Regions from separate parts of the Homo sapiens genome. Here regions 2 and 3 are each linked to region 1. A link is a loop called in an ENCODE intact Hi-C map of the cell type or tissue named here. Cell type or tissue: heart right ventricle. All regions are shown on one strand. Each heading gives the region's core, and the rest is flanking DNA. Links, peaks and the distances in the headings are about the cores only.

Region 1 (10,616 bases), core at 3,312-8,311:
GGAAAATAAGACTGAATGAAAAGGGAGATGGGAGCTAGATGGGGCAGGATCTTGAATTTTATTTTAAAGAATGTGGTCTTGAAAGGGAGTGGGAGCGGTTGCAGGTTTTTGAGGAGAGACATGACTGGCATGTTAGTAGTAGTAGGCTAGATCAGAGGGGAAAGAGGCTAGACTAGGAATTCTATTTCAAGTGGGAAGTGTGGGGATGGTTTCAACTATTGATGGGATTGAAAGAACAGGATAAAGAAGGAGAAGGGGCCAGCAAAGGAGATAGAAAGGGAAGTATCAAAAAGAAGAAAACCAGGCATTTGATTGTCCAGAACCAAAGGGAGGTTAAGAGAGCATGGTTAACACCTACAGAGAGGTTAAGGAAGGTGAGGAATAATAAAAGGCTATGTTTGTTGACAATCTGGACAGGCATCCTAATTGTCCAATCACCAGTTATCTGATGATTTTGGAGAGAGGGTTTGGAGAGGTAGCAGCACAGATGTGTTAACAGCAAATGCTTAGTGTGGGAAAGTAAGTGTTGATTCTTCTTTGAGGATATTTGATCATGAAAAGAAAGAAGCCACATGCGGTGGCTCATGCCTGCAATCCCAGCACTTTGGGATGCTGAAGCAAGAGGACTGCTTGAGCCCAGAGTTTGAGACCAGCCTAGGCAACATAGGGAGACTGTGTCTCTACAAAAAATTTAAAAATTAGCCAGGCATAGTCACACGTGCCTGTAGTCCCAGCTACACAGGAGTTGTCATAAGGTTCAGAGAGGGAATGTATGTACAGGTGTTGGAATCATCACCAAATAACCCTGCTGGCTAATTTCATCAAAAAATTAAGTTCATTTGTTGTGATCTGTAGCTGTTCCCCTTTCCTTACATGCCTTTTCTTCCTTTCAGAATGAAGGATCCTCTTCCTTTTCAACATGTGCATATTCTGAATGTTAAAACAAAAAGTTGAAAGTTGAACATTTTCAGTTATACTAGAAACTTTATTTCCTTTTAAAATTTGTCAGTTTACCTTTTTGCCAACCATTGTACTGATCCTCTAAAATTACCTAATTAAAAAATAGATATTGATATGAAGGTTGCTCTTTAGTTTCATTTTACATATTAGTTTGGAAGTAATTGTGCATATAATTTATCTTTTAAAAAACCATGTCAGAGTGAATATTGAGTAGACTCTTAGCAAATAATGAAAATGGAAATTTTTTTCTTCATGAACTATTTTTAATGTGTTATGGGAAGAAATCATTTCTGTATTACAATTTAAGATTTTTTAAACTTTTCTGTTTATATATAAAACACACATAGAAAAATACACAAATAATTAGTACACAACTCTACAAATGCAAAGTTTGTAAAAAGTCAACATACCACTATATCATTACAAACCCAAATTAAGAAATAAAACACCATGTGTCCCTCCACACCTCTCCCAATTACTATTCTTTTATCTCCCCAAATGTAACCACTATTCTAACACCACAGATGGATTTTGCCTTGTTTTTGAACTATAAGTATATATAAATATTTTGTGTCGGCTTCTTTTGTTCAACATATGTTTATGAGATTCATTTATGTAATTCACATATCTGTAATTTTTCATTGTTGTTTAGTATTTGAACATTCTGCAATTTGTTTTTTCTTTGATATGGGATCTTGCCAGGTTTCCCAGGCCAGAGTGCAGTGGTTATTCACAGCATGATCATAGCACACTGCAGCCTTGGCCTCAAGCAATTCTCCTGCCTTAGCCTACCAAGTAGCTGGAACTACAGGCATGCACCACCACGCCTGGCCACATTCCACAATTTATCTTTTCTGCTCTTGCTGGACATCTGGGTTCCTTCCACTTTGGGGCTCTTACAAAAGATGCTTTGAGCATCTTTATACAGTGTCTTTTCATGAGTATGTTTATGAATGTCAGTTGAGTCATAGGATATGTATATATATTAAATATTTAAAATGGAAATCAAGACCATTAAGCCGCTTAACTCATCGTGAGAAATTAGATCGCATTAGTTTCTTTTAGCCTGATATTTCCCGTTTCTGTTTTCTCTTTGGCCCTTTTAGGGTTCTGAATGAGTTTATTATGAAAAACCCTAGTTTGGAAAATAAAAAAGACCAAAGAGACCTTCAGGTAAGGCAGTCTAAGAGCTGTTGCCAAAACTGTTTCTCAGTGCCCTCAATTTGAAAATGAGAGAGTCAAATAAAATAAACTGAAGTTTCTTTCAACTCTGAACATTCTATGGGAATCAACAAGTCTATTGTAAAATATCTATTATCAGAAATATAAACTACAGAAGTTCATAACTAGTGTGCATGTGTGTACCATACATAGTTGTTCTTCCTTATTTTTTTAGGATGTAACTCACAAAATAGTGGATGCAATTGGTGCAATTGCTGGTTCTTCTCTGGAACAGACAACATGGCTGCGACGAAATCTTGAAGTTAAGCCTTCTCCCAAAATAATGGTAGATGGAACCAATTTGGAATCTGATGTTGAAGGTATTCTTGTCAAACATTTAGGTTTATTATCTGTAAGCAGGCATATATTTACTAAGAAATCATTTTGCCTAGCACTATAAGTACCACAAATTTATCCCTTTTCTCATGTCTAACAAGTAACTTTTTTTCAGTGGGAAAAATATATATATACATATACATATATATATACATATATAAAAATAATACACACACACACACACACACATAAAATTTATTTTCAGTGGGAATTAGCCATATCTTTAATTTTCTCTTATTTATAGATATGTTATCACCTGCAATGGAAACCGCAAACATAACTCCTTCTGTATATAGTGTCCATGCATTGACATTACTCTCTGAGGTAAATATTAAGCTTTTTCACATGAACTCTCAAGTAGACTGTTTCATTATTAAAAATTAGCAAGTAATTTTTATAGAGGAATTTCTAATTTGAGAAACTATTTTGTGCTTCTAGAAATCACTATATAGAATTAATATAAAGTTTTGGCCTTGTATGTATTTGGATTATTTAGTTTGCCAAACATTAGTGATAAATTTAGATACTGCTTCCCTTCTCCATGTCCTATTCTTTTTTATGTGTTTTTTTCTTTTTCTTTTTTTTTTTTTTTTGAGACAGTTTCACTCTTGTTGCCCAGGCTGGAGTCAAGTGGGGTGATCTCAGCTCACTGCAACCTCTGCCTCCCGGGCTCAAGCTATTCTCCTCCCTCAGCCTCCTAAGTAGTTGAGACTACGGGTGTGTGCCACAATGCCCAGCTAATTTTTGTATTTTTAGTAGAGACGGGGTTTCATCAGTTTGGCCAGGCTGGTCTCGAACTCCTGACCTCAGGTAATCCGCCCACCTCGGCTTCCCAAAGTGCTGAGGTTACAGGCATGAGCCACCGCGCCCGGCCTGGGGAGGGGTGGAGGTGATCTAAAGCCTGCCACTATAATGTATTTTACAATTTACCAAACATTTTCATGTACATTGTCTGACAGGTTCTTTTTTATACCCTATTATACACATGTCATTTTGTTTCCTCTTTGCAGATGTGGATAGTGACCTTTACAAAGATCAGAACAATAGGACTAAGGCCAAATAGCTGTTAATTGACAGTGTTGGAATTTGAACAGCCCAGTTCAATTGTTTGTTTTTTTTTCCTAAACTACATTTTAGCTGAGTCAGGGAAAAAGAATACTATAGTTTCTAGTACTAAATTCACTGTTTACTCACTGTCACAGAAGGTTCTTGAACTCTTTTCTTTTTTGTACTTCCCTATCTCAGTTGGAAATGGCAAGATTTGCCCATATTTATATCCTATAGTAACAATGTACAAAAAAGCAGATGGTGGCAAAACTCATTAACATAAAAATGATTCAGGAAGATTTAATTTTAGATTTTTCTAATTTTAAGTAGTCTAGGTTTTCTAACAAACTGAAAATCAGTACCTTGGGATGATGTCAGTTTCACCTCATATGTTACTCTTCATTTTTTATGTTTTCATAGGTTTTGGCTCATCTTTTGGATATGGTTTTCTATAGTGATGAAAAGGAGCGGGTTATTCCTTTACTTGTAAATATTATGCATTATGTTGTGCCCTACCTCAGAAATCACAGGTACTATCATTATTTAAATAGTTTTTAAAATTAATTCATAGCCTGTTAGAAACAAGTTCTGTTCCCTTATTGCCATTTCTAGAATTATCATAAAATGGCATTTTTACCTTGAATTATAATTGTTTAAAAAAATTCATATATTATTTTTCTTATGGTGCTTTCTATTTCATATCTTCATGTCACTGTCTTAGGTAAATGTGAACATTTATGTATAACTTGATAGGATGATTAAAGTTAGGACACGTAGGTTAAGGTGGTTTTTCTTCCTTGTAGTGCACATAATGCCCCTAGTTATCGAGCTTGTGTCCAGCTGCTCAGCAGTCTTAGTGGGTATCAGTACACACGGAGAGCTTGGAAAAAAGAAGCTTTTGACCTCTTTATGGATCCCAGTTTCTTTCAGATGGATGCCTCTTGTGTTAATCAGTAAGTTGCCCTCTTATTTGTATTCAGCATGATGCACCTCACAGTCTGATGAAATCAGCTACTCCCCTGGAAAGTTAGAATACTGTTCTTTAACAGTAACAACATAATTACATGTTGTAATCCTTATCTCTTTCAGTTGGAGAGCAATTATGGACAATCTGATGACACATGATAAAACAACATTTAGAGATTTGATGAGTGAGTATTACGGGATGACAATCCAAGTTCTTTCCTGTACATGGTTCCTTCTTACTATTTACTTGTACTCTTTTCTGGAGACTAGGAGACTACTGAATTAGCTCTTTGTCAAGTGTCAGTGGGGATATGTGCTCTAGGGAAAGCACACTACTTTCTGTACGCTATGGGAATATAATCTTAAAATTTACAGAGGACAACTTAAGTGATAAGTAATAAGTAAAACTATTTGTCCTTTTGCAGCAACTAGTGGAGGGAAGGGTCCATGTCTAATTTGAATCTAAATTATTTCCTCAGTACACAGCATCATACCCAGCACATAATAATAGCACTCAATAAATAATTATTCAGTGAATGAGAGACTGACAGATGGTGAAGTGCAAAAGGCAGGCAGTCGAATCCAGCCTATCAGACAAGTCACTTTAAATCTCTGGGGCTCTGTTTATTTCATCTGAAGGAAGAAAGAGGGGTGCCAAGAAGGGCAGAATCACCCCCCACCCCCTCTTTCTACTCTTGATTGTTTTTATAGTTTAGGATTCCATTTAGAATTTCATCTGAAAAAAAAGAGTTTTAAAAAACGTTTGAAAGTTATTAAATAGCAGTAACATTGTATGATTCTGTAATATTTTTTAACAAATTCTTTAGCTAAAGCTACAGTTTTCTCATTTGGAAAAAGGGCAGGATATCTGTTTTATCTTCATAAGGTTGTTTTAAGGTTCAGATTTATCCATTCAACAAATTTTTATTAAAAGACAACAGTGGGCCACGCATTGCGCTAACCTTAATCAAATTTTAAAAGTTGTGAAGGAAATAGGGCAATGTGTGATGGATTTTAAATAACAGCTAAATAGCTCATATACAAGGTGAAACTAAAGAAGCCAACCATGAGAAGGCCTAGGGTCAAAATATTCCAGGAATAGGGAACAAGAATTACAAAGGTTGGCTGGGTGCAGTGGCTCACGCCTGTAATCCTAGCACTTTGACAGGCCAAGGCACTAGGATTGTTTGAGGCCAGGAGTTTGAGACTAACCTGGACAAAATAGCGAGACCCCAGCTCTACAAAAAAAAAAAAAAAAATTAAACTGGCCAAATGTGGTATGTACCTGTAGTCTCAGCTACTCAGGAGGCAGGAGGATTGCTTGAGCCCAGGTGGTTGAGGCTGCAGTGAGCCATGATTGTGCCCACTGCACTTCAGACTGGGTGACAGAGGAAGATACCATCTCAAAGAAAAATACAAATAAATTGCAAAGGTCTTGGGATGGGAGCACGCTTGGTGCACTGAGAGAATGACAAGCAAGACAGTGTGGCTACAGCAGAGTGAGTTGAGGGTGAGTAATGACTTGAGGAAGGAGAGGTAGGTAGGCAAGCTACACCAGAAGGTATTTTTAAAGTAACGAGAAGGATTTAAGCAGATGGCCTCAAATATTAAAGGGTTTCCTCAGGGTTTTATATAAATGGTATTAGTGGTTTTACCTTCTAAAACCTACAGTTCTAAATTTTCCTCTCCATCACAATTCCTACCATTTTGGTCCTCTGGCTTATATACGTTGGATCTGTTTGCCAGCCTGTCTGCCCCAGAGAGGGGCATCAAGTTTTGTACCCCAAGCTCCTCTCAGTTTTGGATGTCATAGAGCATCTAGCTATTTTAAAAAACAACAGAATAATCTTTCTTCAGATGACAGTGTCACAGTCTCTTTCACTTGCTTTTTCAGCTCGTGTAGCAGTGGCTCAAAGCAGTTCACTTAATCTCTTTGCAAACCGTGATGTGGAGCTAGAACAGAGAGCTATGCTTCTTAAAAGATTAGCATTTGCTATTTTTAGCAGTGAAATTGACCAGTACCAGAAATATCTTCCAGATATACAAGGTAAAAAATGAAAAACCCTTTATTTTTTCTCTAACTACAGGTTTTTGGTTCCTTAGAAAATACTTCTCTAAATACTAAGTTGGGGTAAAATATATCAAGTGTAGATCAATCGGGAATTAGAAATTTTTCTACTGAAACAATGAAAATTATCAATGCTGGCATCTAAAAGAAATCATCACTGAGTTGTAGGACTTGCCTAAATGTGGTCTCTATTTTATTGTTTAGTTCAAATTTCTTAGGAATTCATGTTTGAGGATGAGGTATAAGATGATTTTGCTGCGGGCAGTCATGTTAGCATGTTCTCCTTGTGGACAAGAATTTGTGTACTCTGAGAAGACCAAAATATAAGGCAAAGCCAGGAAATTGTGGCTAGAAGTAACACCTGGAGATCTGTAATTTGGGGACTGCATGGGGGATTATGTAACATTTTCGGTAACTTCATCAAGTGGGTTTGGTGACCTTCTGTATCCAGAAGGATATCAGTACACGTGTCATCACCCTGTACCACCAAATAGCTCCACAATGGGGATTTATCCAGAACAGAATTATTTGCTGCTCGAGTCAGCATACTCTAAAGCCTCCAGCCTCAGGAGCCAACATGGGAACATGATAGTTGTCATCTCTCTAGGGAGAATTTTCTTTTCTCCCAGAAGACAAATGATTCCTTGTTTCCTAACCTTTTACGCCTAATTTCAGATATGCAAAATGTACACTATTTGTCCCTACAATTTTTTTTGTTTAAGTTGACTAGATCAGTGCTACTCAAAGTATGGTCCATGGACCAGTAACCAGTCTGTTATCCCATCCATAAGTACAAAACTTTAGAGTAAACATTTTAAACTTTTATTTGCTATTTGACAGAATCTGCTTAATAAGAAAATGACATTTGTATTTTGTGTATCTTTGTTTAATTGGAGTTCTCTTATTCGTTGTTTTATGAAAATATCTACAACAGTTTTGAATTTTTTTAAAGTTTATCCTTTACTACAGATAGTTTGAGAGTACTGGACCGACAATATAGAAAGTTTTATGTGATAAAGATTATTTAGTTATTGAAAATGCTCTGCATTTCTTTCAGAGAGATTGGTTGAGAGTCTCCGTTTGCCACAGGTGCCAACTCTCCATTCTCAAGTGTTCCTGTTTTTCAGAGTGTTACTTTTAAGAATGTCTCCCCAACATCTTACCTCACTCTGGCCTACCATGATTACAGAACTTGTGAGTTAATTTTAATTCAGTCAGGTTATAAATCTAAATGATAAAACAGTGATTAGTTTCCATGTGCTTACTAGATATTAACGAATATTGGGAGAGAACTGAGCTGTAGTTAAACCAGTTACTGATGCTTTTTACAGTTGAAAATAGTAAAACAAGTCAGATTCCATTTCCATACAGCTTAAATTTACAAACATGCAACATAGATGGATGGCCAGCTCCTTGTGAATGATTACTTTCTTGGATCTGGTTTAGTGTTTAGTCTGTACTACACTACATTTTTAACTCTGTCATGGCCTACAGTCCTGACAATAGCAGCTGGACCCATTTACAATAGCTGTAGCAATACCTCTAGTGATAGAGATGGCTGAGCTGGATTTAACTGCTCTGACATATTACATATACTCACTCTTGAAGTGCAGCACCTACCCCATTTAAACTTGCTTCAGAGAGACTTTCACAAAGATTTTGTAACCTACCAAACGGTAAAACCTTCCCAAGTCCCACCTACACCCTTCTGTTCCCCTCCTCAAACCGTACACAGTCATCCTTATCCTCCTCAGAATGATTTGGGGAGTTAGGAAAGAGGAATGAGTAAACAATGGAAAAGGAATCTCTCTCTGAAAATCTAGCTTTATAGTTTCCCTGCAAATATAATTGCTTTAATCTTTCTTTTATTTTTCCTTTTTTTTTTGTTTTTTGAGATGGAGTCTCGCTCTGTCACCCAGGCTGGAGTGCAGTGGCGAGATCTCAGCTCACTGCAAGCTCTGCCTCCCGGGTTCAGGCCATTCTCCTGCCTCAGCCTCCCGAGTAGCTGGGACTACAGGCACCTGCCACCACACCCAGCTAATTTTGTTTTGTATTTTTAGTAAAGACGGGGTTTCAGCATGTTAGCCAGGATGGTCTCGATCTCCTGACCTTGTGATCTGCCCACCTCGACCTCCCAAAGTGCTGGGATTACAGGTGTGAGCCACCACACCAGACCTATTTTTCCTTTTTTAATAACTAACTCTGTTCCATAATCACTAAAAACAAAAGCTCACCTTCATCTCACTGGATTTCACCAAATGATTAGCAAGGCTCTGTGTGGCTAAATTTGCAGTTTTACCTTCAGAAACTAAGTATAATTTAAAAGATTCTGAAAATGTATTCTAAAATTTGTTTTTGCGTTAATGAAAATACAACTTAAAGATAACTTGAAAGGATTAAATATCCAGTTTAAATAAACATTTAACATTTCACCATTTTCAGGTACAAGTATTTTTACTGATGGAGCAGGAACTCACTGCTGATGAAGATATTTCACGGTAATATGTAATTTAAATATATTGTTGTCCATTTTTTAATACCCTGAAATTATTCAGAATATTACTCAGCATCTAGGAGAATATAGTCTTTTTCTGAATACTTATTTATTATTATCTAATTGATTACGTTTGGATATAATGTAGTTTTACTTATTCCTTAAGCCCTTTAGATTGGATTAAGCCATCAGCATTCATTGCCCTGGGCCCCTAGACACAAATTTAATTTAAAGCAGTACAGTATTGTTTCAGCTACATGAGCTAGGCTGGTTTTGGTAAGTCACATCTGGTCTCTGAAACATTGCAACATATAGCCAACCCTGTTATGGTAGGTAACCTGGAACCAGGCTATTCGTATATGCAGATCTTCCAGATGGTCCCAATTTAATATACTTTTATTCTTTTTAATAGAGGCAGTTTATTAATGTATGACTAAATACAATTTTTTACTTACACAAATTTATAAATTGAAAAGTTCCTTTAAGACCAAGTTTCTTGAATATATTTTCTTCTTCAGTAGTAGATTTATAAAAAGGATCTCCTGTACTAATAACTTTATTATTATAGAGAATTTTCTCATCCTTGCAGAAACTGAGTAAAAAAGTTTCTCGCTTTTACAGTTTTTATTTTTATATTTCTTGAACATAATATAAGTTATGTACTACTTTTTTTTAGACAGGGTCTCATCTTTTCACCCAGGCTGGAATGCAGTGGTGTGATCCTGGCTCATTGCAGCCTCGACCTCCCAGGCTCGGGTGATTCCCCCACCTCAGCCTCCTGAGCAGCTGAGACCACAGGTGTGTGCCACCATGCCTGGCTAGTGTTTTTTTTTTTTGTCTGTGTGTATTTTTTGTAGAGACAGGGTTTCATCATGTTGCCCAGGCTGGTCTCAAATTCCTGGGCTCAAACATTCCACCCGCCTTGGCATCCCAAAATGCTGGGATTACAGGCAGAAGCCACTGCGCCCAGTCTATGTACTGTTTTTGCATTCTCAAAGAAGAAAAGTGAATTTTTGATTTGAAAACAGTGACATTTCATCATGACCTTGCTTAGCAATTACTGGCACATTTATCTCAGGATGATTATGAAAAATATTAGCTGGTACTTTTAGATCTTTCCAGGAATTCCTGTGAGTAAATGGGTCCAGCTGCTGACAGCACTGTCTCCTGCTTACAGGACTTCAGGGCCCTCTGTGGCTGGTCTGGAGACAACGTACACAGGAGGTAATGGCTTCTCTACTTCATATAACAGCCAGCGGTGGTTAAACCTCTATCTCTCTGCTTGCAAATTTTTGGATTTGGCTCTCGCATTGCCCTCTGAAAACCTTCCTCAGTTTCAGATGTAAGTAAAAGCAAGGATATTAAATGGTTATTTTTGAAAGTGCATTTGCTTTGGTCACTGACATCTATGACTAATTAAAAAGTTTTTTGTGTAAGTTGAAATATTCCTAATTTTTACTAAAATGTAATTCTTTTGGCACAGCAGAGTTATCGGAAGTAAATGGTCAATGTGGATATATTAAC
Region 2 (10,616 bases), core at 4,881-9,880, 950 kb before region 1:
TAACACATATGGTAACAATAACATTATTTAAAACAAACCAAATATCTGCTTTTCCATAAGTCATTTAGGTGACTGGAAAGTCATTACTTTCAAGACTGTCTATCCATTATTCATCCTTCCATCAATCCACCCCTGCCTCCTTCTAAACACTAACGGTAATTCATACAACACAGAGAACACAGAGTCACAGAATTTTAAATTTAGAAAAGTCCTAAGATAATAGCTTTCCCATTTACTAGGTCTCCTGATTCCTATTTTCATTGCTTCATAAATAAATTTTAGGCATATTATCTATCCTTTTTTTATCTTTATGTTATCTAAAACTATTCTTGACATTATTCCTTTGAGCTTTAGTGAACATATCAAGCACCTAATTTGAAGCATCTCAGTAAACATAAAAAAAAAATCCTTCTTCTTTGCCCTGCCTAACAAGCTTTTTTTTCCAAAGGGACACAAAACAATGTACTCTTCTATTTTTCAAAGTTGTTTGTATACAGCTGATTGACTATGAAGTACTGTTAGCAGAAACTGTACTAGGTTATGCCTTAGTGCTATAGACAAGAGTAACCTACCATTTCTGAAAGCCATACTGTAGTCTCATTATTTTATAGTCACAATTCATGTTTTATCTAAAGAAACTACTAAAACGTATATAGTTTAATCTAGATCAGATGAATCTAGAATGTGAGACAGTCTATAACACAATTGGACTGACCTTTTGGAAAAGAGAAAACAAAAAACAAAAAAGTACAGCAGTTTTATACTAGTTAGAAGAGACTAAAGAGATACTAATAAGCAAAGATAATATGAACCTTGATAGAATACTAGTTTTTTTGTTAATGTTAAAAAAAAAAGACTATAAAAACATTTGTCAACAATTAGGAAAATGTGGATATGAAGTATAATACTAATTAACACTAATTAATGTCAATTGTCTCAGGTATGATAATGGTATTGTGGTTGTGTAGAAGAGTATTCCCATCTTAAAAGATTCATATTCAAGTATTCGGGGGAAAAGTATCATGTCTACAACTTATTCCAAGTGGAACAATTTTTTTTTAAGTCTCTGTATTGTGTGTGTGTGTGTTTGTGTGTGTGTGTAACACATGGAGGAAAGAGGAGACAGTAAGCAACAAAGAGTCTGCAAGAAAATGCAAATGTGATGAGAAGTTAACAATAAATCTGAATAAAATGTACATAGGTGTTCATGGTATTTTTCTTTCATCTTTTCAGTAAGTTAAATATTCTCAAAAGAAAAAACTGGGGAAAAATATTTTAGAAAAACTACATAACCTGACCTTTACTTTCAAACAGGCTCACATAATGCCTAAATACATTTTATATTCTACTACCAGATTACAACCCCCTTATGCATATGAATGGCATCTTACTTGGAGTACTGACATATTTAAATTGAATCAACATGATAATAGTTATCTCTGTCATGTTTTGCCAACCTCTAAACCCCTATGCCACTGGAAAGAGTAGTCTTTCTAAAAACAAATCTCATCCAGTCACATCCTGTTTTAAATCATCAACAGCCACCCATAGCCTTTAGAATAAAACACAAATTCCTTAGTTTGGCATATAAGAGCCTCCAAAATCTGACCCTATCCAACCTATCTCCTATACTGAACTATATGCACAAGAAATGTGCAACTCTTTCTCTTGCTACTAAGCTTGGGAACACATTGCCCCCTTTGCTTAATATACCTATCTGCCTCCTTTTCTTAGATAACTTCATTCTTCAAGACTCAGCTCAGCATTGCTTTCCTCTAAGAGGACTTCCCTGATCTCAGATTAGTTTGAGTACCTCTTTTGTGCTCCCAGAGCAAACTTCAACTGGAGTACTTACAATAAACTATCACTTTTGGTACCTCCATAAGGACTGTTTATTTCAGTAGCCCCAGCAGATGACATATGTGAATAGAGACATAGAAGATTAGAACTGGAAATACATGCTCACTTTCCACGAACCTGTAGATGATGGACTCTGAATAATATCTGAAAGGTTATAACCTCCAGAACTATCTGAACGTTTACGTGGCTTCTTTTTAGCTTTTGTTTTTGCTTTCTTGAACATAGTTTCCCTAGGAAAAAGCAAACATAATTTCAGCAGTGTTTAGGGAGGTAACTAAGATAAATGCACTTATTTAACCCAACATGTTTAACCTGAAGGCTACTTTTTAAAATATTTACACTTTCAATGTGTTAGACCTACAGATATTAATTATGTATTTACTTTGTATTATACCAAGGTTAAGAATGAGCGTAACTACCTATTTCTTATGTCAGAATTTCTCAATTTCATCTTCCAATACCAACACAAAAGTGTCATATGTCCAAGATGAGAGTGAAGGGACACACTGGAGAAAAGAAGGAAGAAAAGGAGGAAAAGAAAAAAAAAAAAGAAAACAGCTTACGAATGATTTTGTTCCATATTTATTTCTTCTTTCAAGAAGATATCTCCATCTTCTACTTCCAAATAGCTAATATCTGGTCCATCTTGATATGGTGTAATGACTCTTCTATCCATTGCTGGAATCTGCAGAATTGAAGATATCACTTTTCAAATACAAAATCTGTGAAGTTTTTTTTTTTTTTTTTTTTTTTTTTTTGTGCACACGTGGCTCTTGCCATGTTGGCCAGGCTGTTTGGAACACCTGGCCCCAAGCAAACCTCCCATCTTGGCCTCCCAAAATGCTAGGATTACAGGCATAAGCCACCACACCCAGCCTAAAGATGTTTTTTAAATTATGTAAGATATTCCATTTTTAATATGTGGTGACATTAACTAGAACAGCCTTGAATACTCAATAACTTCCTAAATTTACAAGAGGGGGTTAAATTTTGATTCAATTCAATAAAAACTTTATTCCATAAACCTGCCAAAAAGGAAACTTGAGAAAAAGCTCCACTTTATTATTAAAGATAGATTTATTCATTTCTTAGGGATCATATGAATTCATGTTTTTGCACGGTCCTGACCTCTGGTAAATAACAAAAGACTTACTCTGAGGCTTTCAGTAACTTTCATTTATAAAGAAATTAATAAATATTAACTTTATTATTAAGTATCTTGAATTCTGATTATCATATGTATCTGTGAGATCTGTAAAGGAATCCTATATCATCAGTTTTAAAAGATCCTAATGTACTAGAAGTCATTAGGAAACTATTCCATTAATAAGTCTGATCTAATATACTGCTTAAGCTGGTAATATTATAGCCGCGAAAATCTTAAAACATAAACCTTACCATTTTCCGGTAAAACTCAGAAAGATCCTTCAAAACACCATCGCTTAAAACATCAAGAGACCTAAAATATAGGATACAAAATTCTATCTTAAGATTCAAGTGACTTGATAACTGTCAAGTTGCTTACATACGTAGATATTTCATATTGCTAGATAAGTAACAAAGTTATTTTTTAAGCATTATATATAGCAGTTGCTACAAATTCCTTTTGGAAATAGATGTGGTTGTATATTACATATTTCAAATAAACAGCAAAGCAAACATATTACACAAATATCTTGAATAAAACTCAAGCAACTCTTTTTTTTTTTCTTTTTTTGAGATGGAGTCTCACTCTGTCACCCAGGCTGGAGTGCAGTGGTGCAATCTCAGCTCACTGCAACTGCTGCCTCCTGGGTTCAAGTGATTCTCCTGCTTCACACCCTCCCAAGTGGCTGAGACTACCAGGCACACACAATCACGCTCGGCTAATTTTTGTATTTTTATTAGAGATAGGGTTTCACCATCTTGGCCAGGCCGGTCTTGAACTCCTGACCTCAGGCGATCCACCTGCCTCAGCCTCCCAAAGTGCTGGGATTACAAGCATAAGCCACCACACCCGGCCTCAAGCAACTATTATAAATAAATGTACAAAGAATCTTCTCTACTTCATAAGAGTTTCATAAAAATTAACTAAATGAATCTATGTAATGCTTTTAGAACACCGTCTAGCACATAGTTAATAGTCATTACTACTGAAGTAAAATATAAAAATAAACTAAACAATGAAGCTTTAAAATAAAAACTGACACCAGGAACTCTAATCTCAAATTTCTGTGTTCTCATATTGTCACCAATGACTTTATAGGAAGTAAAATATTTTGACCTTATATTTTTAAAAAAGTATACATTTATTTCATTTTAAAAAGATCACTGTTAAAAACATTCAAAAGTTTTCAAGAGCTCTCTAATTCTAAAATGTACATAACTTCTAAATCATCAGCATTGATCAAATTCTTTCCATCCAGGTAAACATCATTATTCACATTTAAATCACTAATAATATCTGCTATTATATATAAATATCTCCTTTTGCAACAATCTTACAACATATGCACCTCACCTACCTTGCTTCAAGTAAAGCTGCCATATTCAATCCTATAAACTGTAAACAAGACAGTTTCAACTGTTTTGCACTATACATTGCTGCAAATTCCAGTAGCATAGCAGCATTCTTCAGGGTAACTACAAAGAAAGAAAAGATTTGCAAAATTAGATAAAAGGCACATTACCACAGCAAAATAAAATACATTTATGTCTAAAGCTGTACGATTTGAACATTTGGAATAAAGAAAAAAAAGTTTCTTGCCAAAAATAAGTTAATACTGGGGCAAATATGTAACTCTTCCATCCCAATATGCCAAAGTAATTTCAAAAGATTGGCTATGAGGAAAAATAAGCTCACACACAAGCATATTCTAAGCAAAACAGAATACAGAAGGGGCATAGTGCCACCCAAAAGCAAACACATAAGAACTGACAATCTTCCACCTAACATTTTCTGAATATTTTTAAAAAGCTTTTATTAATGAACAACTTTCCTTTCCATTTACATAGCAGTTATTCCCTCTTCCATAAAACTAAAAAAGATATAAAACTAAGAAAAACTGATGAAATAATTCTATAAAATATATTGAGTTATCTATCAGAATTCATGTGGGTGTATATATATACATGTAAGTATATAAATATATACATATTTTGAAAATACGTACATCACAATCTTATCATAATATTCTTCACACCAGTGAAAAATCTGATATACTGTGCAAAAGATTCTGGATTTAGTTACAATTGTAGTAACATTATATATAAAGTACCCATTTTCCTAGAGACTCTCCCAGAATATTCTACCTACATAACAGGTAACTTTCAGCTTCCTGTTCCCTCCACTATTTTTCTTAATTACTCTATCAGTACCAGCCAATAGGGAAACACAGTTGTTTTCTACATCTGGCTTCTTGCATTTCTTTTTCTTTCTCACCTGTGATTCTATCAAAAGTTGCAACTGCAGTCAATAATGGTCTCTGTCTCACTCCTGACTAATCTACATTTTCAACTAATGATGAACAGAGAAATTGAAGAAATGATAAAATTAGATCATATAAAAACTTCTTTAGAGTTGTTCACATGGGAACAAGTATCCACATATTCCTAATAATCAGAGACCAAAGGAGGTGGTAGCCTCCTTTTCCTAGGTTCTAGGAACATCAAGGAATTAATAAAGGCAACTGTGCAGCCAGAGCCATGAAAGAACACTGAGGAAGAAGACCAGCAAAGGCAACTGTACAAGTGTAAAATATCACTTATATGTATGTCTTATACCTGTTGTATGCTGTGTCCTTTATTTTAGAATATTTTTCTTTTCTTGCTTAAAAGGAGATCAGGGCTGTTGTTCTCTATTTAATAACCAAGGAGTAGACAGTCTACAGTGCTCAAGAAAAGTGAGAACTAAAATGCCAAAGCCAAGACAAACTCCTAGCAAGTATGAACTAGAAAAAATGGACAGGAATTCCCTTCACACTTCTTGAAGTAGCAGTAAAGCAGAACAGATATAAGATTAGAAAGTCAAAAAGGCTGTCAGGTGGAAGCTAAGGAAAGTTAACCTTTATTCTAGAGTAAGCAATTATAAATATGTAAACAGGGGGAAGATGTAACTACTTCCTACAGAAAGCTTAAAGAAACAGAAGTAGACAGGAGAAAGAGCATTTAAAACACTACTGTGACACTACCCAGAAGGAACAGATAACAGTGACCTCAACTGCATAGTAACAGTGAGAACCCAAAGGTAGGGGAAATGTGACCAACATAGTTAAAAGGAATAAGTTTTGACAACTGAATGAATTTGAGTGTCAGGGCCAAAATAATAAAGAAAAACTCATTTTGGATTTCAAAGTACAGTGTTCAGGAGGATAGCCATGAAATTAACTAAGATAATGAAGAGAGCAAGAAAGAAGAGTTCAAGAAAAAAAGAGATGTGCTTTGTTCAGATATATAATGGGAAAGTTAAATTTTTAAAATCACTGCAAATAGTAGAAAATGGGTAGCTAAAAACACCTAAAGCCAAGATCAGGGCAAGAGTACAAAAATTTCACTTTTAAACTCTCACCCTTGAAATTAGCAAATAAATCTGACACCATCTTTATTCTTCAAGGTTTTATGACATTTCAATACAAATATTACATTTCAATTCTAAGTCATATATATTTTCACATATTTCTAAAATAAGAATTCACTTACAAATGATGGCATGTAATAATTTACATATTTTGGCAGGTTTTCGTGGTACCAAAAAAATGGTCTATTTTACCATAAGTGGAATCATAAAGTCAATAAAGTACAGTAATCCTTGATGAACCTGAAAACATATTAATATTCAAACTCAAAATTACTCACGTTTTTCAGTTAATGCTACTTCACAAATCTCTTTCAACCGGGTTATGAGAAGTTGATCAGCCACCACAAGAACACTACAAATAAAATCTACATTTTGAGATTCTAAAAAAAGAAAGAAAACAAGCATCACTTTTTCTTTGTATACATTATACCTAGAAAAAAAAATTTGAAGTAATTAGTACACTAGAAAAGAGATTTAAGTAAAAAAAAAATTTGAAGTAATTAGTACACTAGAAAAGAGATTTAAGATTATTTTCTAAATGTTGAAAGGGCAACCATAATAAAAAGTAAATACATCAAAATATATTTCTATTTTTTAGGTAGAAAGCTGACAAAATTACACCAAAATGTCTTGATCTCACACTAGGACCATAAAATGGCCAACTTAAATTGATCATTTCAGTCTAGAAGCCCACTAGAATGCCTGACTTGTTTATAATCTCCCATGTTGTTAGAAAAACACTTCTCAAGCTAATACAAAGAGGGAAAAGTCAAATCTCAGCATCACACTTAATATATAAAGGGTGGGGAAATAATGCTCTTATGCTTTCTTATTTAAAACAAAATTTGTCATCTAAGAGTGCTTTTTTGTAACTATTGGACTTCCTTAATTTAAAACAACTTTCTTGGGCCAGGTGTGGTGGCTCACGCCTGTAATCCCAGCACTATGGGAGGTGGAGGCAGACCGACCACTTAAGACCAGGAGTTTGAGACCAGCCTGGCCAACATGGTGAACATATCTCTACTAAAAATACACACATTAGCAGGGCGTGGTGGCACATGCCTGTAGTCCCAGTTACCGGGGAGGCTGAGGCACGAGAATTGCTTGAACATGGGAGGCAGAGGTTGCAATGAGACGAGATCACGCCACTGCACTCCAGCCTGGGCAACAGAGTGAGACTCCATCTCAAAAAAATAAAAAATAAAACAACTTTCTTGGTCCTCAGTACTACTAATGGCTTTTTGCCCCTGAGCCACTGCCAAAATAACAACATAAATTGAAAGAAAAAAATAACAGAGGAAGAGAGGAAAGGGAAAAAAAGATTAAGAAGAAAAAAATCTGACACAGAAAACAGCTTTAAAATATGAGACAAAGATGAAGTCACTAGGAATGACAGACTAAGAGCTTCTAATCCTCTCCTCTAAAAAAAAACAGACAACTGTGGAAAATTGTCATAATCAACTTTTCCAGAATTCTGGAAATCAGCCAAAAGCTTATAATAATCTAGGAAGTGTTTACTTAAGAAAAGCAGTTGAATCTTGTTAAGAACAGTGGGATTCAGGACACTGCAGCCTTTCCTGTTCAGATCTTCCTCTCCCCTCCTCCACAGCAGTACTGAAACCAACAGCTCCATAATCACAGGGAATCACATTGACAGCCTAGTAGCCACAGGAGACAGAACAGTTGTAGAGCAATAGTATCCTTATTTGACCTGTCTGCTAGTTCTCTGAAAATCCCACTAGAATGCTTATCTTTATTTGACCTGACATAAAGCTTGCCCAGTGACAACAGCCTTTTATACGGGGGCAAACAATTAGCAATAAGTAAAGTAAAGATATTGAATTAGTGATCAAAAAACTTCCTACAAAGAAGAGTCCAGGACCAGATGGCTTAATTGGTTAATCTGACTGAATATTTAAAGATGAATAATACAATTGATGAATTAATACAAGATAAATTGATACAATTCTCCACAAACTCTTCAAAAAGTAGAAGATGAAGAACACTTCCCAACTCAGACAAGGAGGCCAATATTATGCTGATTCTAAAAACAGACAGGGACATCACAGGAAAACTAAACCAATATCCCTTACAATTAAAGATGCAAAAATCCTCAAAAAACGCTAAGAAACTAAATCCAGTAACATATAAAAAGGAATTATACAACATGACCTAACAGAATAAATCCAAAACGAAAGGATGATTCAACATATGAAAAATCAATCAATATAATACACAAAAATAAAGTATAATAAACACACGGCCATCTTAAGAAACAGAAAAACATTTGACAAAAATCCCACACCCTTTCATGATAAAAACACTCAATAAACCAGGAATAGAAATAATCTTCCTCAACCTGATAAATGGCAACTACAAAAAACCCACAAGTAACATCCTAATTAATGGTAAAAAGGCTGAATGCTTTTTCCTAACATCAGAAACAAGACAAGGACAACCACTGTTGCCACTTCTATTCAACAGAGTACTAGAGATTCATCTAATCAGGGCAATTAAGCAAGAAAAAGAAATAAAGCACACCCAAATTGGAAAGGCATAAGTAAAACCATCTCTATTTGCAGATGACATGATCTTGCATATAGAAAATCCTAAGGAATCCACTAAAAAAACTACTAGAATTAGTGAACAAGTTCAGCAAGGTTGCAGGATATAAGATCAATATACAAAAATCAATTGTAATTCTAAACACTAGCAAAGGACAATCCAAAAATAAAATTAAAAAAATTTCCATTTAAAATAGCACTAAAAATTCTTAATAATTTTTAACTAAGAAAGAGCAAGGCTTGTACACTGAAAACTACAAAAATCATTGAAAGAAATTAAAGACTTAAATATATAGACTTAAATAAATGGAAAGACAGCTGGTGTTAATGGATTATAAGATTTAAATATTAAAATGACAATAATCCTCAAGCTGATCTACAAATTAAATGTGATTTGTATTAAAATCCCAGCTGCCTTTATTGCAGAAATTGGCAAACTAATCCTAAAATTCACATGAAAATGCAAGAAACCCAAAATAGCCAATACAATCTTGAAATAGCAGAACACAGTAGGAAAACTCACATTTCCCAATTTCACAACTTACAACAAAGCAATGGTAATCAAGACACTGCTGTACTGGCATAAAGAGAGTTCAGTGAAATAGAACTGAAGAGTACAGAAATAAAACTTTAAATTTATTGTCAGTTGATTTTTGACAAAGGTGCTAAAACAATTCAATGGGAAAACAAATGTCTTTTCAACAAATGGTACTCAAAAAATAGGACATACAGATGTAAAAGAATAAACTTGGACCCATAGCTCACAACAAATACAAAAAATAACTTAATAAGAATGGTGGTTACTAGAGGTCAGGGGATTAGGGTAATGGGAAGATATTGGTCAAAGAGTACAAAATTACAGTTATAAGATGAATGAATAAGATCTAGAGACCTTATATACAGCATGGCCACTACACTGATAATAATGTACTGCATACTTGAGATTTGCTGAAGGACTAGATCTCAAGTACTCTCACCACAAAAAAAAAAAAAAGGTAATTATGTGAGGTGACGGTTATGTTAATTAGCTTGATTGTGGTAATTATCTCTCTCTATATATATAAATATAGATATTATACATATATATATCTCAAAGCATCATGTTATACACTATGACTACATATAATTTTTACTTGTTAATTACACCTTAATACGACTGGGGGGGGAATTAACTCAAAATGGATCAAAGACCTACATGTGAGAGACAGAACTATAAAACTCTTAGAAGAAAACATACAGGGTAATCATCATGACCTTGGATTTGACAACGAATTCCTAGATATGACACCAAAAACACAAGTAACAAGTCAACATAGACAATTTGGACATCATGAAATGCCTGTAATCCCAGCACTTTGGGAGGCTGAGGCAGGAGGATCACTTGAGCCCAGGAGTTCCAGACCAGCCTGGGCAATATAGGGAGGCTCTGTCTCTAAAAAAATTTTTACAAATTAACCAGGCATGGTGGTGCACAGCTGTAGTCCCAGTTACTTGGGAGGCTGAGGTGGGAAGGATCACTTGAGCTCAGGACGCCGAGGCTGCAGTGAGCCATGACCATGCCACTGCACTCCAGCTTGCCCAATGGAATAAGACCCTGTCTCAAAAATAAAAAAAAATTAAGTTTTTGTTTTAAACGA
Region 3 (10,616 bases), core at 1,705-6,704, 940 kb before region 1:
ATACCTTTTATCACCACAGCTTCATCAGTATAGAGGTAGTCCAAAATAACTTTTAATATATCAGAATGTATTGGCATTTCCAGAGCTGCACAACTGGAAGCCTAAATAAAATAAGACAAAATAAAGTAAAATAATTCATTCTAAACAATAAAATATTACATTCTAATTTGGGTTATTGGTACAAAACACTCTGAACAGGAAATCACATCAAATGCAAAACATAAAATTTACAAAACACATGGCTAAAATAATATTAAATTTAATTTTAAAACATAACATGAAAAAGGAACAAAAAAATTCAGAAAACAAGAAACACAGTGGTGTTCCTAATACATTTCTAAATAATAACGGGGAAATTTTTATTTAAGTAGCTTCTTGGCAATAATTTTAAATTCTAAGTGTTGCTATTTTCCAGCAGCCTCAAGCATAAAGTTTAATATAAATGAAAAACTGAGCTAAAATATCCAGTTCTGATTTTGAATTTCTTTACTACATACTTTGCACAAAATATAAAGAAACATAGTTACCAACCTAGGCGCTTTTTACTTAAATCTTACCTCAATCCATGAGCTACTCAGCATACTATGAAAATATTCTAAAAGAAAAAAAAGTTCAATGCAATAAGAATAGTGAAACAATACTACAGCAAATAAATCAGCAGCTTTAAAAAGTGCACCTACCAAGTCTAGCACAAAGAACACATTTATGACAAGGAAATTCCTTTCCATCCACTGATTTCATGGTCACGTCACACAGAAATGAACTGCAAGAAAATGTTTAATTGAAGCAAGAGCAATTTCTTTACATATTTAGTGAAAAAGATTATAGGATTTGGCTTAACTTTCAGTTTTCTCTTAAAGGTGGCAGAGAATAAATAACTTGCAGGAATACATACAATAAAATACTTCATCTTTTTCCACCACAGGGAAGATAAGGGCCTTAGAGTAAAGACAATATTTGAAAAGGGAGCCGAATACAAATATTCAAAAAGTATTTTTCTGATTTTCCTTTTTTTTATTCCAGAAAAACTGTTAATAATATAATACTAAGTGATATCATATTTAAGTCTCTGTAATTCACTTATTTGTAGTAGCTAATCTGGGCCAAGCACAGTTGAAACAACTCCACAGTTTATCCTTCTCCAAAACCTTTTCACTTACAGAGGAAGCATGAATAGCTAAAAACAAAACTTTTTTTTTCTTTGAAACGGGGTCTCGTTCTGCCACCCAGGCTGGAGTGCAATGGTGCAATCTTGTCTCACTGCAACCTCCGCCTCCCGAGTACAAGTGATTCTCCTGCCTCAGCCTCCCAAGTGGCTGGGATCACAGGCACCCGCCACTATGCCCGGCTAATTTTTGTATTTTCTTCGTAGAGACAGGATTTCACCATGTTAATCAGGCTCTTGACCTCAGGTGATCCACCTGCCTCGGCCCCCCAAAGTGCTGAGATTACAGGCGTGAGCCACCACACCAGGCCCTAAAAACAAAACTTTTTAACAATATATTTAGAATAGTATATTTATTACTAAGAATTTTTTATACTAAAGGCAATAATCATAACAATGATGAAGAGGTATAATTAATTGGTTTGGGGGCTAATAACATTTCCTAATTATAACAAGGCACAAAATTCAGGCAAGAAAAAATAAAAATTAAAAGTTCCACTCTCTATTAGAAAGTCATCGGAAAGAAAAAACTCCTTTGATGTCTTCAGCAGTTAATATTTTATCAATTTACTTCAACAGCTCCCCAACATTTCCAGAAATGCAGAATACTAGAAAAGGTAAGAGGGTATCTACCTATACATTTTGCTTCATATGTGGGTAAGCAGAGATCTATTTCCACACTTAAGTGCCAAAATCCAGACATGAAATGTTAATCTTCCTTTCCTTACTTACCATTTTTTCTGACTTAGCTTCAGTTTATTACCAGTGTTCTTGGCAATAACATTAATTTTTTCATTTTCAAATCTGACTCCATCTAACCTATCAAGGATAGATAAAAATTAACAATTGATATTCCCCTACAAAAATAAACATACAACAAAAAATCCAACAAATTAGCTTACATCTAAATATAATACTGTATCCTAGAAAAGTATCTCAACAAACTCCTACTCTGAGATAAAGAAATATCATACTTTTTCTTCCATTTTAGTTAGAATTCAAAATAGATTAAACATTACTGACAAAAGACAAATCAAAGCCATAGCACAAAGTTTTTCCTTTTTTTTTTTTGAGACGAAGCCTCGCTCTGTTGCCCAGGCTAGAGTGTGGTGGCATGATCTTAGTTCACTGCAACCTCCACCTCCCAGGTTCACATGAATCTCCTGCCTCAGCCAACCCAGTAACTGGGACTACAGGCATTCACCACCATTCCCGGCTAATTTTTGTAATTTTTTGTAGAGACAGGGTTTCGCCATGTTGGCCAGCTTGGTCTCAAACTCCTGACCTCAGGAGATCTGCCCACCTCAGCCTCCCAAAGTGCTGGGATTACAGGCGTGAGCCACCGCGCCCGGCCCCTTCATTATTTTTAAACAGGAAACACGATACACACCCCTCCTCTCTTCCCACCCTACAACGAAGGTTTAACTGCCACAAGCAACATAAATACCTTAAAAAAAGAAAGAATTTCAAATAATCTGATTCATAATATGATACTATGGTGTTAGGCAATTTACATATGACAAAACCATATCAACAATATGAGGCAAATATTATCTTTCCCATTTCTTATATTGAGAAACTGAAGTAAGAAGGATCGCTTGAGCCCAGGAGTTCGAGAAACTGAGGTAAAAGAAAATTGTCCCAGCCAGGAATAGTAAAGCTAAGAGATATGTATGTCTAACTTGAAAGACCTTTCCAGCATACCACATTGCCTGCCACTCCAGATCCCTGTTACATACACAAACCAGAGTTCAAACCCACCAACAGCTTTCCTATCCATTAATGTAATCCAAGAAGTCCCAGAGATAGCTCTGCCCGCAAATGGAGGAAAGACATATCCATGTACCTCCCCAAAAAAAGGATGGGTAGGGAGAAAGGGAGAGAGAGGAAGAGGAGGGGAAGGAGAAAGAGAAGGGGATGGAACAAGTGGGAGGAGACTTGGGGAGGGGAAAGAAAAGCAAAGCAAGGCAAAAAGGGTGGGATTTTTTTTTTTTTCTTTGAGACACAGTCTCGCTCTGTCGCCCAGGCTGGAATGCAGTGGCGCAATCTCGGCTCACTGCAAGCTCCGCCTCCCGGGTTCAGGCCATTCTCCTGCCTCAGCCTCCTGAGTAGCTGGGACTACAGGCGCCCGCCACCACACCCGGCTAATTTTTTGTATTTTTAGTAGAGATGGGGTTTCACAGTAAGGGTGGGAAATTTTTTAAAGGAGGACTGAATGAGGTACAGGAACAGATATAAAAGAGAAATCATACCTACTACTCAAATTACTGAAGTCGAATTTCTTTGCAACAGTTTGCAACATTCTTACAGGATCATCTTCCCTAATATTTTTTCCTTTTTTACAAGATTTAGGTTTGCTCTTCTGCCTCTCACTAACTGTTTGAGCTTGATTACTTTTGTAAACTTCAAATGCAGACTTCTGGTTATCATCTTCATGGAAATTCACTTTATTCAAATGAGAATTCAGAGTTCCCTGATATTCTTCTGGGTTTTTGTTTAAGTGTATTCTTGGTTTGAAGCCATGAGTTAAAAAGTCACAAGTATCTGTGTATATAAATTGTAAAAGGTATTCAAACATGTCAGGATGAACCTTCTCTACCACAAAGAGATGGCACCCTGCAGAATCTTCATCTTTCTGGTAAATATCTGTAAATTCTGAAGTATTACCATCTGAAAGAAACAATTTCTGAAAAAAATCAGAATGCACTGCCAAAATATATTTATGTGCAGGGAAGAGTCTATTGCCAACTTGAAATGTCACATCATGAATGCTGTCCATTTCATCTGCTTCCCTCAACAGTTTGCCAAACTCTTCAAAAAAGGATGATGAGGACACAGCTGGAATTTCATAAAGGCTAGAAAGAAGACAAAAACAAATTATGCTTCAAAAAATATGAAGGAAATCCTTTTTCATACCTAGCCAATTCTCCTTTAAAATGCAATTTTTTTAACAATATTTAGAAAATTTTAAATTTGGCATTTCCTAAAATACAAGAATATTGCACAAAGTCCTAGATGCTATATCATCCTTTAATTTTTTTCTATTCCTTTTTATATTTATATTCTATTCTTCTCTCAAATTAAAATGATAAGAACTAAGTTGTCCGTATCCCTGGTTCTTACAGTACTGTGGGAATGCAATTACACCTTCCCAACCAACATTTCACCCTTCTCAGTAGGAAGACCAACCCTCCTGTGGTTTGCCTTGGACTGACGAGTTTCTCAGATGAGACTTTCAATGTTAAAACTGGGGCAGGCCTGGGCAAACCAGGATGGATGATGACCCTACTTGCAGAATTTCCTCCCTCTTCAACAGTACCCTTGATGTTTATCTTAATCTGATACCTCTCTGCTTATGTGACTTAGGAGATTTGCATTGCGATTTACAGATGGCGCCACAACACTTATTTTGCCAATTCTCATCATATTCAAGGGTCAGAAATCTTTGCAAACTGCCTAAGAAATATTTATAATACATTTTTCAGAATCTGAGAACCCAGGGTACATCATACAGTATGAAAGACAAATAAGGCAGGGTGCGGTGGCTCATGCCTGTAATCCTAGCACTTTGGGAGGCCGAGGCTGGCGGATCACCTGAGGTCAGGTGGTCAAGACCAGCCTGGCCAACAGGGCAAAACCCCATCTCTACTAAAAATACAAAAATTAGCTGGGTGTGGTGGCGGGCACCTGTAATCCCAACTACTTGGGAGGCTGAGGCAAGAGAACTGCTTCATCCTGGGAGGTGGAGGTTAGAGTGAGCCGAGATTTTGCCACTTAGCCTGGGCAATAGAGCAAGACTCCATCTCAAAAAAAAAAAAAAAAAAAAGAAAGACAATAAACTTTGTGAGTGCATGTATAGATATTTTCAATATTTTCAATAAATGTCAGTTTATAAACCAAAGGAAACATTCATCACTCCAAGTATAACAAATTCTACCTCTGGATTATCTGTAGACATAATCTGTAAACATGATTATGTCTAAGGTCTCTATAGGTCTTGGCAACAGCTCTTCAATTAAATTTGCACCAGCAGCTACTGAAAACAAGAAAATTCAGTGATTGTTCCTTCTAAAAAATGAAATTTAATATATACAAGTATACCTTGTTTTAGGATCTGACTGCAGGATTGCAAAGTTGCATCCACTTGGATCTGTGCTGACACTAACAGCTCTATGTGCAAAGGTAAGTTTCTCAAGTCGAATTCTTTCATACACACTATTTATATCAGAGACATAAGACACATCTGATGAGGAATTGTGAAGGTTTGATAAAATCTCTGTTAAAAAAAAATAAACTACCATTAATCAAGGCTTTACTGAAACTACTAAAATGATTGAGAAGTAAATGGAATAGAAAAGGAGTTAGAAAAATATGGAAATCTTTTTCACATATATTCAGTGTTTTTGAAGAACTACATCCTCTCTTCAACACATTTTCCACTGAATATATTGGCTGTATTATACAGGAAATTTTTGGTGGATGGATTCTCAATTATCCATGATTCCATCTCTTTCAACAAACACATCCTCCATACTGCAACCAAAGTTCCCTTTCTAAAAAGCAAATCTAGTGTCATACTAGCTTTTAAAACTTTTCAACTTATACTTCCTGTTGCCCAAAGGGAAAAAAATTCTTCAACTTGGATTAAAAATATATAAATCTACTGTCTTCATAATCTGCTTGTTTATTTGCTTCCTCCCTTTCTCTTCCCCCTTTCTTGCATGTATTCAGAAAATATGTGCGTAACCAAACTGGGCTACTATGATATCATCAGTCTGGTGATATAGTAGTGAAGAAGACAGACATGTGCCTGCTCTCCTCGAGTACACAATCTAGCAGGGAAGACAGACATTACACAAATGATTATATCATTACAAGTAAAATCAAGGCTATGAAGGTAAAGGATATAGTGCTTCCACAAAGATATGAAATTTACATGAATGAAATGATTCTGGTTGTAGTGTGAAGAATGTTTAAGGTAAACAAAGAATAGATAAAAAGAGGCCATTTAAGGAATTACTGTAAATCCAGGAAAAGAATTAAAAGATGATATAGACTAGGTTGTAGCAATGAATCTGGAAAAAAGTGGAAAGATATAAGAAACATTTGAGAAAGAGAACAAAACTTGATGACTGATTAATTCTAGTGTAAGGGAATCTGAGTGTCAAAGATAATAATTTACAGAAATAGAAAACACTGAGAAGCAGAAGTTAGAGCATGAAATCATGAATTCAGTTTCAGATCACTAAATATGACTAAGACACACTTCTAAAGACTTCCATAAGTTGAACCTACGTTCTAGTTACTCCCACAAATTAACTCTATTTTAGTCTTATGAGGCTTTACTAATCTTCTCTGACACTCAGTCATTCCAATTTCTATGCTCTCAAGAAACTTATTATGTGGATATTAACATTAGTCTCAGTGAACTGCAAATATTTACATACATGTCTATTGCCCCTACAAGCCTATGAGTGCCTCAGTATAGAGGCCCATTTTATATATTCTTGCATCTTTAAAACTTTCCCCTATATCTGGCACATAGTAAATATATATTAAATGTTTACAGACTTGAATAATCTATAAAGAAATAAAAGAAATACAAGTAAATCATTAAATTTTACAAAAGTCATTTATCTGTGGCTTTATGATTTTGAAGAATACGTTTATAATTTTCTGAGTAATTATAAACATTCTTGATTTTGTTCTGGCACACAATAACTGAGTTATTCATACAACAGGTGATTTAATGAGTGACTACAATGCGCCAGGAAATATGCCAAAGGCTAAGGATATAGACGAATATTCATGGCCCTTGCCATCACTAACCTTACACTCTAATAGGAAACAGGCATTAAAAAACTAATCACAAAGATAAATACATAAAAGTAAAACCTAATAACACTTGTCAGTTGAACCTAATACTTGTCAAATTAAAGGATAATTGAAAGGTACTTTTACGTATTGTTCAATATATGAACTGACCTTTCTTTTCAGAACTCTTTCTTTTCTCTTCAAACCATCTCCCTCTAAATCCTTCTCCATCTTGCGTAACAAATAGAATTTCATTTCTATTTAAAGCAATATCAGAAATGAAGACCTGACGTGGATAGGCCCATCGACACTGCTTCAGAGAACTGTTGACTGATCTCCAGCAAAACACCTAAAACAAAACCAAATCACATTGAAATATAAAGCAAGTAGCATTTGAACAACCAAAACCTTAAATCAAGATATCAAGAGACAATGCTGTTAAAATAAAAGCTCTCATTAGTATGTTTCAATGTTTATTCTTCCACAGAAAAAGATAGCTACTATAAGAAAAATCAAGATGATTTTAAAGAAATATCTTTCAGAAAAGTATATTAAGCAAGCCTGAAGCATTAGAAATTATTTCAAAGGCACTCCTCTTAAGAAGTAGCAATTTCCAGTATTACCTGTTTAGGGCAAACAGATGTGCTACAATGCTAAAGAAAAACAAAATCTTAAAGCTACAACTTACAAGTCAGGCTTCTTGTAGTACTATCTCTTTACAAGAAGAATGAGCCCCCTATGAAAATCCAAACTTTACTCTCAAGAAAAAAGTAAATGTATGCATAACTCAATTATATAACTAAAACAAAATCTTAGAAAAGTCATTACAGAATTCAATGGTTGTAAATGGTTCTGCAAACCTCAGAGTCCCTGAAAAGTAGCTCCAGGGGACTTGCTAAGGGATGGAGAATGATGAGAGATGGGGTGTCAGGCTTCCCAATCCACAGTAGCAATTGTTTTATCTGTTTCATATACCGGTATTCCAAGCACAATTTCATTTGAAAAATTGGAACTGCTGATTTTTAAAAGTCCAATTCCCTCATAATCAAGTTAAGAAAACTAGAACACAAAATGGTTATCTGACAAGGTCGCTAAAAAGTTATTCACACAAAAAGACTATACTGATTGAGACTGACTGATGCTTTCAGAGCTTGGTTTTCTTAATGAGACTCTATTTTGCAGGAAGTAAATATCCAGAAGTATAAGCTATATCCATTTCAATGTAAGTGATACACATCCCAAAATCAAATATAAGTTTTTATACTCAACTCTTTTATGTAACCCCATTTGTTTCCTTCCACTAGTACAAACTGGAGCTCTAATTCTTTTTTTTTTTCCTTCAACTTTTAAGTTCAGGGGTACATGTGCAGGATGTGTAGGTTTGTTACATAGGTAAACGTGTGCCATGGTGGTTTGCTGCACAGAGCATCACATCACCCAAGTATTACGCCCACCATCCAACAGCTATTCTTCCTGATGTAGAGCTCTAATATTTAAACCTAGTTACTACTATTAAAATCATCTTCATTCTCCATCCCTACAATATATGCCTATAATGACCCAGTATGTGGAGCTTTATGATTAATTCCTCAATTTCTAAAATGTCAAACTTTACAGCACATTATAAACCTCGGAAAACATTATTTTAATTTGATAAGTAAAACCAGAAAGTTATCTGTGTTCTTCTACCCATACTGTGTGTTTTTCAGTATCATTAGTGTATGATATATACCTTTAAATATAATTTTTAAAATCTAAATATATTATTTAGAGATGGCTCCCACCCTCCCACCCCTCAAAAACAATTTAGAGATGTATTTTATATAATATATAAATACATTAATTGAAGCATATATTTCAGAAAATAATCTTTTTAAATATTTTAAATTAATAATTTTATTAGAGAAATGTACTGATATGTTTGCATAAGGAACTAAAATTAGAACTTTTTATTTAAGAGATAAGAAATTCCTTATACACTAGTGATCCGGAAATATTTCATATATAATGTGGATAGTTATAATGTATACATATATTATAATGCATACATTTGTATAAAACTAAATATGGAAAAAAATTTCCAACTATGCACCAAATTTATCATATTGCCTGATCTTTACTTTTTTAACAGTTACATGAGGCCAGGCGCAGTGGCTCATGCCTGTAATCCCAGTACTTTGTGGGGCTGAGGAGGGCAGATCACTTGAGGCCAGGAGTTTGAGACCAGCCTGGCTAACATGGCGAAACCCCGTCTCTACTAAAAATACAAAAATAAGCCAGGCGTAGTGGCACATGCTTGTAATCCCTGCTACTCAGGAGGCTGAGACATGAGAATCGCCTGAACCCAGGAGGTGGAGGTTGCAATGAGCCGACATCATGACACTGTACTCTAGCCTGGCCAATAGAGCGAGACTGTCTCAAAAAAAATAAATAAATAAAATTATAGTTACATTACATATCTTATATTTACGCAATTCAGTGTCATTTATCAGTATTCAGTGTATACACCAAATAACATCAAAATCTCTTTTCATTTTAAGCACAATAAAATTTTTGATTACAGTTTAACAAATCAGTATTGTGCAACATTAGATTAAATGCTGTCTGTCATACTTTCTCTAAATCCCACCTCCATACTAATTAGTAATGGATGTCTAAAACATACTTATTTTGGCACCCAATACTAATCATCAAAGTCAATAGGAATTGTCACTAACATAGCAATACATTTTCATGTTACCAGGTCTGCTACAGCTATCAACTGAGAGTAAGATTACACTTTTACATAAACATGTACTTACCCTTCCAGCTCCATCCATTGCAAGAATGCAAATTTTTTGACCCCCATTTTCTTTCAAATGTTCAGGATCAACCTTGTATTCCATATGACCCCCAGACACAAGAACTTTTTTCAAGTTCAACTGTCTAGATGAAAAAAAAAAAAATCCTAGATTAATATGTTCTCTAAACTACACATGCCTAAACTTCAAAGAAGTTAGTATTCAAACAACAATCTATAGGCAATTATTGTGAAGGTGAAGTAAAATGATTTGGTCTTTGGTATCTCTAGCCTTCCATTCTGTAAATTTCCCCTACAAGGGGGCTGTTCCTTTCTATGTCAAGTCTTTTTCTCTTAAATGACTTTACCTACACACACACACACACACACACACACACACACACACACACACATTAAATGCCTGAAGTTCCACCTGCTAATTCAAACATTCACTCTGGAGTTTAAATAACTGGTATGGGCTGGGTGCAGTGGCTCCCGCCTGTAATCCCAGCACTTTGGGAGGCCAAGGCCGGTGGATCATTTGAGGCCAGAAGTTCGAGACCAGCCTGGCCAAAATAGCAAAACCCTAGCTCTACTAAGACGAAAATCAGCCGGGCATGGTGATGCGCCCCTGTAGTCCCAGCTACTCGGGAGGGTGAGGGAGAAGAATCACTTGAACCTAGGAGGCAGAGGTTGCAGTGAGCAGAGATCACACCAGTGCACTCCAGCCTGGGTGATAGAGAGAGACTCTGTCTTAAAAAAGTAAATAAATAATAAATAAATAACTGGTATGGCTATAAGCTCCTAAGTGCATCTCTATTTTAACAGAAAAGACAAATTTTAAACCTCAAAATTAAA

The links. Peaks named below come from ENCODE experiments on the same cell type or tissue, not always from the same donor. Only the 100,000 strongest peaks of a DNase experiment are listed, where the experiment ranks them.
Region 2: a loop joins it to region 1, with 2.5 times the contacts of the local background. A loop is called at or near these places in 5 of 110 quality-filtered maps.
Region 3: it touches region 1 in a loop (3-fold over the local background); 5 of 110 quality-filtered maps call a loop at or near these places.

The regions. Positions count from the first base shown.
Region 1 is chr6:83,149,527-83,160,142 of GRCh38, forward strand. DOP1A (DOP1 leucine zipper like protein A) reads left to right here. Exons shown (of 39, transcript NM_015018.4): 28 at 2,067-2,133; 29 at 2,357-2,501; 30 at 2,762-2,841; 31 at 3,985-4,094; 32 at 4,368-4,517; 33 at 4,654-4,715; 34 at 6,425-6,577; 35 at 7,656-7,792; 36 at 9,041-9,096; 37 at 10,270-10,434. It also overlaps a transcript of PGM3 not described here. Among named protein-coding and RNA genes, the nearest start is that of PGM3, 38 kb to the right of the region's middle. In heart right ventricle, for the core only: no CTCF peak of the experiment used is centred there; no DNase peak of the experiment used is centred there; H3K27ac peaks cover 1,135 bases.
Region 2 is chr6:82,198,164-82,208,779 of GRCh38, forward strand. IBTK (inhibitor of Bruton tyrosine kinase) reads right to left here. Exons shown (of 29, transcript NM_015525.4): 17 at 6,694-6,795; 18 at 4,365-4,482; 19 at 3,259-3,319; 20 at 2,424-2,545; 21 at 1,978-2,090. Among named protein-coding and RNA genes, the nearest start is that of IBTK, 44 kb to the right of the region's middle. In heart right ventricle, for the core only: no CTCF peak of the experiment used is centred there; no DNase peak of the experiment used is centred there; H3K27ac peaks cover 1,911 bases.
Region 3 is chr6:82,210,810-82,221,425 of GRCh38, forward strand. IBTK (inhibitor of Bruton tyrosine kinase) reads right to left here. Exons shown (of 29, transcript NM_015525.4): 9 at 9,781-9,904; 10 at 7,151-7,328; 11 at 5,267-5,441; 12 at 3,418-4,020; 13 at 1,898-1,984; 14 at 681-763; 15 at 558-595; 16 at 5-101. Among named protein-coding and RNA genes, the nearest start is that of IBTK, 32 kb to the right of the region's middle. In heart right ventricle, for the core only: no CTCF peak of the experiment used is centred there; no DNase peak of the experiment used is centred there.